Regions from separate parts of the Homo sapiens genome. Here region 1 is linked to region 2. Evidence: read pairs that join two places in POLR2A ChIA-PET (ENCODE). Cell type or tissue: GM12878. All regions are shown on one strand.

Region 1 (5,000 bases), 68 kb before region 2:
AGTAAAACACATTTGAATATAAACCACTAATACACGTATACTAGATTTATAAAGTATGTTCCACAGCATGAAACACATAACAAAATGAAAAAAAAATAGCTAGAGTATAAAGTTCCACTGCCAGTAATAGGCCTGTGGAAGATGGTGTGAATGCAAGGTGGCCCTGTAACACCCACCCAGTGGTGGCAAACTACAAAAAAAATTTTTTTTTAAATTAATTAATTAATTTTAAAAAAGGTGCTGGAGAGAGCAATAAGAAAGACTCATGGGGTCAGGATAATAATCACATTTAGGGGTGTGAACAAACACAGTGATGATACTGGTGTCAGGTCTGGAATTTGACTTTGCCTTACCTACAAGGTTATAAATTAAGACTGTTACTGTTTCCTGGATCCTAGCAGACTTCTGGGTCAGAGAAAAAACTTTATCACTCATAGCATAGCAACACAAGCATTGGCATGTTTGTGTCAGTTCTCTCTGGTACCAAGTCCAGGGGTAACATGATATAAGCCTAGATAAATGTGGCACATGCAGTGGGTGTGGGTCACAACTGAGGAACACTGAACTTAAGGAACCCACCATTTTTACACCAAGCAATAAGCAAGCCTGCTGTTTGACAAACAGGGAGACATTACTCTGGCCTTCAAGATTGCTCATTACAAACACATCTCTGAGAACTACCCTGAATAATGAGTGACCAGGGTCTTGCATATCTTGGCAAGATGTGCAGGAGTGCAAGACACCCATGGAGGACTGTCTCTCCTAACAACTGGGAGCCAGATTTCCCACAGATGGAAAAAGGAGATAAAAGTATGCAATAAAAGAAAAGGTAATGCCATGATCTCATAGTCATGAATACACATAAACACTGTATAAAAATAAATGCAGAAGTAAAAGTCTGTGTGTGTGTCTGTGTGTTCAGATTCTTAGCTTCAAAAAATCACTCTCCACTATAGAAGGCCCGTGCTCCTTGGAGAAACACCTGAATTTAGAGTGAGGCAGAGAAGCCTAAGAAGAGACTGAAACATCTTGTGTCAGAAAGAGGTGACCAAAGAATGACGTGGACATGTCAAAACAACACAGATGACCTTGGTTTGGCAACGGATTCTTAGATATGACACCAAAAGCATGAGTAACAAAAGAAAAAAATTAGATAAATTGGACTTCATCAAAATTTAAAATGTGCATCAAAGAATATTATCAATAAAGTAAAAAGACAATCAACAGAATGGAAGAAAATATTGCAAATCATGTATCACATACAGTTTAATATCATACTCCTAAAATTCAACAACAGAAAGACAAAAAACCCAGTTAAAAAAAATCAAAAAACTCAAAACAGACATTACTCCAAAGATATACAAATGAACAATAAGCACAAGAAATGATGTTCATCACCACTAGTCATCATTAGGAAAATGCAAATCAAAACCACAATGAGATATGACTTTACACTCTTGAGGATGGTTACACACATACAGACACAAACACATGGAATATAACAAGCATTGGCAAGAACGTGGAGCAACTGGGAACTTTATACATTGCTAACAGGAAAGTAAAATGGTGCTGCCACTAGGGAAAATGGCTTGATGGTTCCTCAAAAAGATAAGCATAGATTACCATATGATTCAGTAATTCCACTCTTACATATGTACCCAAAAAACTGAAAACACGGACTCAAAAGAGGTATTCGTAGGCCAATGTTCACTGTAGCATTATTCACAATGCCAAAAGTTGAAAACAATTCAAATGTGGGTTTCTGTACTCACCAGAATTAAATTAATTCTATTCAACACTGTCAATAGAATTAATGCTCATGAATTGTGTACATAAAAATTGTGTAAATGGCATACTTTATTATGTTACATATATTGTCACAAGCAAATATTTGAAAAACAAAACCAACCAACCAACCAACCACAGAAGCTAACTTGAAGGGACTCTCACTGGCCAAATTTAAGCATCAAAATAGTGACAGCAATGAATTACAACTCACTGAATAAAATAGGCATCTATTAGTCCATACATATATAAACAAAATTTTGTCTGTTTTAAGGGAGTAAAGAGGTGAGGAGAATGTTCTTCCTTACAATAGAATGCCAGCATAATAAATATAGAAAGAATGGGCTAACCACCCATTAAAACCCATTATATTTGTCTTAGTAGGGTTGGACTGCCGTAACAAATTATCATAGGCTTAAACAACAAACTATTTATATTTCTCATAGTTCTGGAGCTGGGAAATCCAAGATCAAGGTACCAGCAGATCTGGTGTCCAGTGAGGACTTTCTTCTTGGTCTGACGATGGTTGTCTTCTCATTGTATCCTCACATGGTGGAGAGCAAGCTCTTATGTCTCTTCTTAATAAGGCACCAATCCCATTCATGAGGAATCCACCTTTATGACCAAATCTCACCTCCTAAAAGGCCTAACCTCCTAATACTATCATAATGGGGGGCTAAGGTTTCAACATGAATTTGGGGGGACATAAATACTATGTCCATAATATTGATAATTAACTCAGGCAAAACCATCAGTGGATGCTAAAACTAGCAGCTGAAAGTGGAACAGGAAATGATTCAATCACATAGTTTCAAAGTATCTCCACACAAAGCAATTTCAGGGGGAAGGACAACTTAACAGTAAAGAAACTTTGCAGACTCCATCTTAAACAAGTGATAAAAGTCAACTATACCAATAAGGACACAAACAACATGTGCAGCCTATAGGAAGAAAAAGAATTCGGCGGCTGGGCGCGGTGGCTCATGCCTGTAATCCAAGCACTTTGGGAGGCCAAGGTGGGCAGATCACGAGGTTAGGAGTTCAAGAGCAGCCTGGCCAACATAATGAAACCTCGTCTCTACTAAAAATACAAAAATTAGCCAGCGGTGGTGGCACACGCCTGTAGTCCCAGCTACTTGGAGGCTGAGGCAGGGGAATCACTTGAATCTGGGAGGCAGAGGTTGCAGTGAGCCGAGACCACACCATTGCGCTCCAGCCTGGGTGACAGAGTGAGACCTCAGCCTGGGTGACAAGAGTGAGACCTCATCTCAAAAAAAAAAAAAAAAAAAAAAAAAAAAAGAATTCAGCATCACTTCAGGAACTGTCCTGGCAAAAACCTATAACCTAGACCTAATCTCTAATCATGAAGAAATGAAGAAACGCTGGACAAACCTAAACTGAGAAAGAAAAAAAAAAAACTTGCCCTGTATTCATCTTGCCAAAAACACTAAACCATAAAAATCAAGGGAAGACTAAGGAGCTGTTCCAGATTGAAGAAGCTTATGAAAATGTGATTTATGAGCCCAGATTCAAGTTTTTTGCTATAAAGCACATTACTGGGGACATTTCTGGAGACATTAATGAAATCTCTAGTGAAGGGTTACAGGAGTTTTCAGTTATTCTTGCAATTTTTCTTTTTTTTTTTTTGAGATGGAGTCTTGCTCTGTCACCCAGGCTGGATGGAGTGCAATGGGTGAACTCAGCTCACTGCAGCCTCCATCTCCTGAGTTCAAGTGATTCTCCTGCTTCAGCCTCCCGAGTAGCTGGGACTACAGGTGTTTGCCACCATGCCTGACTAATTTTTGTATTTTTTGTGGAGACAAGGTTTTGTCATAATGGCCAGGCTGGTCTCAAACTCCTGACCTCATGTGATCTGCCTGTCTCAGCCTCCCAAAATGTTGGGATTACAGGCGTGAGCCATCACACCTGGTCAATTTTTCAAATCTTTTAATATTTTCTTCCTACAGCACAAAGAATCACTTTGTACACCCCACTGACAAAAACAAAAATACTGACATGGCTTTCCTAACTGCTCAGAACATTACCAATAGATGTAACAATTCTCTTTGCACGGTTCACAATGCATTAAATCTTTTTCTACAACAACAGCTATTTTCTGTTCACAAAGTCTTTCAAGTAGGAAATCGTCAATGAGCCCACCTGATACAGAGAACAGCTTACAGAAGCCAGATAGATGCCAGGCAGTAAAAGCTATAGCTACTGTGATAGCATAAAACCTGAGACATTATTGAAGATAACTCAGACGTCAAGTGAAGACACAAGCAGGTGTGGACAGTACAAATACTCTCTATTCCCTGCTTTTTCTTTGTAAAAATTATGTTTTGTTATTTGTTAAATATGTATAATTCATATTAAAATGTAGGCTACATGAAGACAGAGGCTTTATATTCCCAGAGACTAGAAGAGCATTTGACATATTAGATACCACAAGAAATATTTAATAAATGAATGAATATACCATACAGAATGAACTCCATACTCTGAAAACAGAGAATATACCTTGTTTTAATGCCCATGGTACAGTTATGGAAGCTGATCAACTAATGAACCATTAATAATCAATGGATTTTGAAAGTAAAATTACAGTACAGGCAACATTGTGATCACAGAATAATTAGAATACAGTATGTCAGAATCTGTGTAAATTACTATATATCAGAATCATGGGATACTGTCATGGCACTACTTAAAGGAAATTTCAAACTACTTATATTAGTAAATAAGAAAGAAAAATAATTATCTAAATTAAAATGTTAAGATTTTTATTAAAAAAAATTAAACACACATGTTAAACCATTTTTAGCAGGCAAACTGACATCTATTAATATTTAAAATACATATATATACCCACTGACCCAGAAATTCTGCTTCTAGTAACCTATCTCGTAAAAACTAAAGTACTATTTCATGAAAATATTATGTACTAGAATTTACTGCAGCACTGTTTTGTACTGTAAACAGAGTGACCAGCTAAATTATTTGACATATCCTCACCATGGACTATTACTTGACCATTAAAAAGATTCAATTTGGCCGGGAACAATGGCTCATGCCTATAATCCCAGCACTCTGGGAGACCAAGGCAGGAGGATCGCTTGAGCCCAGGAGTTCAAGACCATCCTAGGCAATAAAGTGAGACCTCATCTCTACAAAATAGTTAAAAAATAAAATAAAATAAAATAGATGGGTGTGGT
Region 2 (5,000 bases):
TAGTCTGACAATTTCTTAAAATATCAAACATAGATTTATCTATTTTATCTGTTGTGATATCAAACCTAGATTTATCTTTTACCCAGCAGATTTACTGCTACATATTTACCCCCCAAAATAAAAATGTATGTCCACCCAGAGTCTTGTACATAAATGGTCATAGAAACGTTATTCATAGTGGCTGAAAAGTGGAAGCAATGCCAATATGATGTTTTCACAACTCTGTAAAATCACTAAGAAATTATTCAATTGTACAGTTAAGATGATTGAATTTTTCTTTTTTTTTTTTTTTTTTTTTCTTTTTTTGAGCTGGAGTCTCGCTCTGTTGCCAGACTGGAGTGCAATGGCACGATCTGGGCTCACTGCAACGTCCTGCTCACTGCAATGTCCGACTCCCTGGTGCAAGTGATTTTCCTGCCTTAGCCTCCCAAGTAGCTGGGATTACAGGCACGCACCACCACGCCCAGCTAATTTTTGTATTATTAGTGGAGATGGGGTTTCACCATGTTGGCCAGGATGTTCTCGATCTCCTGACCTCGTAATCCGCCAGCCTCAGCCTCCCAAAGTGCTGAGATTACAGGCGTCATCCACCACGCCCAGCCTATTTGTCTTCTTATCACTGAGGTGTAAGAGTTCTTCATATATTCTGGTTATGAGTCCCTTCTTAGGTATATGATTTACAAATATTTCTCCAGATTTGTGGCTTGTCTTTTCACTTCCTTACTGTGTCCTTTGAAGGACAAAAGTTTTTAACTTTGAAGTTCAGTTTATTAGTATTTTTATCTTATTATTTGTGCTTTTGATGTTTTGCCTTAACCCAAGACCATGAAAATTTACTTCTATGTTTTCTTGCAGAATTTTCATAGGTCTAGCTCTTACATTTATGTTTATGATCCATTTTGAGTTTATTTATTTATTTATTTATTTATTTTGAGACAGGGTCTCACTCTGTTACCCAGGCTGGAGTGCAGTGGAGCAATGTCGGCTCACTGCTACCTCTGCCTCCCAGGCTCAAGCCATTCTCCAACCTCAGTCTGCCAACTAGCTGGGACTACAGGTGGGCACCACCAGGCCCAGCTAATTTTTTTGTGTTTTTAGTAGAGACGGGGTTTCACCATGTTGGCCAGGCTGGTCACGAACTCCTGATCTCAGGAGATCCTCCCACCTCGGCCTTTCAGAGGGCTGGGATTACAGGCGTAAGCCACTGTGCCCAACCATTTTGAATTTATTTTTGTGTATGGTATGAGGCAAGGGTCTAAATTCATTGTCTTGCATGTGGGTATCCAATTGTTCCAGCAATATTTGTTGATTAAAAACTATTCTATTCTGCTGGGCACGGTGGCTCACTCCTGTAATCCCAGCAATTTGTGAGGCAGAGGCGGGCAGATCATCTGAGGCCTGGAGTTCGAGACCAGCTTGGCAAACATGGTGAAACCCCCGACTGTACTACAAATACAAAAATTACCCCGGTGTGGTGGCAGGTGCCTCTAATCCCAGCTATTCGGGAGGCTGAAGCAGGAGAATCGTTTGAACCCGGGAGGCAGAAGTTGCAGTGAGCTGAGATCACACCACTGCACCACTCCAGCCTGGGAAACAGAGCTAGACTCTGTCTCAAACAAACAAAAACAAAAAACTATCCTTTCTCTTATTGAATCACCTCAGCACCTTTGTTGAAAATCAATTTACAGTAAGTATAACGGCTTATATCTGGACTTGAAAAATGACATACCATATTCTAATGGTAATTAGTACTTTACCTCGTTTTATTTTGTTTATGTTTTTTGGGGTTTTTTTGAGATGGAGTCTCGCTCTGTTGCCCAGGCTAGAGTGCAGTGGTGCGATCTCGGCTCACTGCAACCTCTGTCCCCTGGGTTCAGGCGATTCTCCTGCCTCAGCCTGCTGAGTAGCTGGGATTACAGGTGCCCACCACCATGGCTGGCTAATTTTTTTTTTTTTTTTTTTTTTGAGAGGGAGTTTCACTCTTGTTGCCCAGGCTGGAGTGCAATGATGCGATCTCGCCTCACCGCAACCTTTGCCTCCCAGGTTCAAGCGATTCTCCTGCCTCAGGCTCCAGAGTGGCTGGGATTACAGGCATGCAGCCGCCATGCCCGGCTAATTTTGTATTTTTAGTAGAGACGGGGTTTCTCCATATTGGTCAGGCTGGTCTCAAACTCCTGACCTCAGGTGATCTGCCCACCTCGGCCTTCCAAACCTCCCTTGTTTATACGCTAGTGTTATCATGCATTTCCATTCCTGCATATTGTTTCTTGTAAGTCCAATAAAGGAGGAAAGAAATTTTTATCATTGTTTTATGTAGTCCATGTTTATTTAGATCTACCCATATATCTACCACTTTTGTGCTCTTCATTCCTTCTTGCACCTGGGAACTTTGTATCTATGATCATTTTGTTTTTTGCCTACAGAATACCCTTTAGTATTTCCTTTAATTTGGGTCTGCCGGTGATAGACTATGTTAATTTTTGTTTGTGTAAAACATTCTTGAAGAATATTTTCTCTCATCATAAAATGTTGTTGACAATTATTACTATTATTATTATTATTATTAGCTCACTGAAAAAATTATTTCATTCTTTTCTGGTTTCCATCATCTTTTTAATTTTTTTTTTTTTTTTTTTGAGATAGGGTCCGGCTCTGTTGCCCAGGCTAGAATTCAGTGACATGATCTCGGCTCACTGCAACCTCTGCCTCCCAGGTTCAAGCAATTCTCCAGCCTCAGCCTCCCCAGTAGCTGGGACTACAGGCGCCCGCCACCATACCTGGCTAATGTTTTGTATTTTTAGTAGAGACGGCAATTTGACCATGTTGGCCAGGCTGGTCTCGAACTCCTGACCTCAAGTGATCTGCCTGCCAATGTGCTGAGATTACAGGCGTGAGCTACTGCACCCAGCCAAAAATTTTTTTTGTTTTTTTAATCTTTGGGATGTTATATTCTGGGAGCTCAGCCTTCAACTTTGTCAAAAATTCTGTGAAACTCCTGTACTGAGTGCCTAATTTTGATTATAATGATTTTCATTTCTAGAGGTTTTTTTTTTTTTCATATTTGCAGTTGGTTAAGGATAGCTGCAAACTCTTTGTCACTCTTCCAGTTGAGAGATGGAGTCCAACTGCTCCACGAATCTGGGCTGACTTTAGTGATTTGCTTGACCAATAGAATGCATCGGAAATGATGTTCTGTGATTTCCAAGGCTAGATCATAAAAGTTTTATGACTTCTACCTGAGCTTTTTGAAATGCTTGTGGAAATTCCAGCACTCAAGATGCTCTCTTTGGGACCCCAGCTATCTTGCTATAAAAGGCAAGAAACATGTAGGCACTTGTGGAAAGTTCTAGCTGAGCTCCCAGCAGAGAGCCAACACTACTACATGAAGCCATGCAAATGAATTATTTTGTATGTCTAATCCATTTACATCTTCAGATAACTGTCGCTCCAGCAGACAATTCCAAGGTTTGTAGTCAGACATGAGAGCAGATTAGGATCAGTACTGGGTTGTACTCAGTGCTTTTCTTTCTACTCTCTGTTTTATGCCATCATTTTCCCTTCTTGTTTTTTTTCTTCTTATTAATCCCCGGAGTTTTGGAAACCCCATTTTTCTATCACTTTTGCTGCTTTTTTTTTTTTTTTTTTTTGAGACAGAGTCTTGCTTTGTCACCTAGGCTGGAGTGTAGTGGCACAATCATAGCTTACTGCAGCCTCAACCTCCCAGGCTCAAGTGATTCTCCCACCTCAGCCTCCCAGGTAGCTGGGACTACACGTGCATGCCACCACACCCAGCTAATGTTTTCATTTTTTCTAGACATGGGGTCTTGCTATGTTGCTCAGCTGGTCTCAATCTCCTGGGCTAAGGCAATCCTCCCGCCTTGGTCTCTCGAAGTGCTGGGATTACAGGCATAAACCACTGCACCCAGCAAGCTGCCACTCTTTTATTCTTCTCCCTCTGGACATGAAAGAATCCATTTTAGACTCTAAAGAGAGGATAAGAAATGGGGCTGAATGCATATTAATACAGTTGGAATTAATGAGAGAAAACAATGTATGTAGAATGGACAAAAAACCATGTTTTAAGACCAAAATTTATGAAGTTATCCTGCAGAGTTAATAATAAATCGCCAGGAACAGTGACTTATGCCCGTAATTCCAGCATTTTGGGAGGCCAAGACAGGAGAATTTCTTGAGGACAAGTGTTCAAGATCAGCCTGGGCAATATAGTGAGACCCCATCTCTACAAAAAATAAAAACATTAGCCAGATGTGGGGATGAGTGCCTGTAGTTCCAGCTACTCTGGAGGCTAAGGCAGGAAGATCTCCTAAGCATAGGAGTTTGAGATTACAATGAGCTATGATCACACCACTGTACTCCAGCTTGAATGACAGAGTGAGACTCTGTCTCTTAAAAATTTTTTTTCAGAGTGATTAATAACTTATGCAAGTCTGGAAAAATAATTATGCCTATTATACTGCTATAGTTTATTGGAAATTATTTGCCTTACCAAATATAAAAGTATATGGAAATCCTGGCGTTGGGGAGGAAGATTAATGCCTCTTTTAGCCTAACACTGTAATATTTTAATATTTGTTTTTCAGGGAAACATTATTTGACCCATTACTTAAACAAAGTAATAAATCAGTGAGATAAAATGATAAGCAGTACTTTATGTATTATGTATAATATCTTAAGTTTATTTTTTTGTTTTCTATGCTTAATGGGCATTAATTACGTATTACTGAATATTCACTAAATATTAATCATGCATTGGGTATTTTTCAGAAATTTTATTTTGTTGATTGGGAAATATAAATGGGTCCTTCAAATTTTAGGTGGATAAATTATAAAACAATATGCCCTTTGTTTGCATTCATATAACTATATATTAAGCCATTATTTCCCGTATACTATTATTGCTACTTATAACATATATCCTACATTAAATGCTTACAGCGTGCCAAGAACCATTCTAAGCACTTTATTTATTTTTTCTTGTT

The links. ChIA-PET counts read pairs that join two places held together with the same protein. Peaks named below come from ENCODE experiments on the same cell type or tissue, not always from the same donor. Only the 100,000 strongest peaks of a DNase experiment are listed, where the experiment ranks them.
Region 1: POLR2A ChIA-PET joins it to region 2 with 7 read pairs; 6 of 35 experiments call an interaction of 5 or more read pairs at or near these places.

What each region holds. Positions count from the first base shown.
Region 1 is chr12:42,358,543-42,363,542 of GRCh38, reverse strand. The region is part of intron 4 of PPHLN1 (periphilin 1); the gene reads right to left. Among named protein-coding and RNA genes, the nearest start is that of PPHLN1, 35 kb to the right of the region's middle. In GM12878, no CTCF peak of the experiment used is centred here; a DNase peak (open chromatin) is centred at 2,566; H3K27ac peaks cover 809 bases.
Region 2 is chr12:42,290,323-42,295,322 of GRCh38, reverse strand. It overlaps the pseudogene IGF2BP2P1. Among named protein-coding and RNA genes, the nearest start is that of MIR7851, 31 kb to the left of the region's middle. In GM12878, no CTCF peak of the experiment used is centred here; no DNase peak of the experiment used is centred here.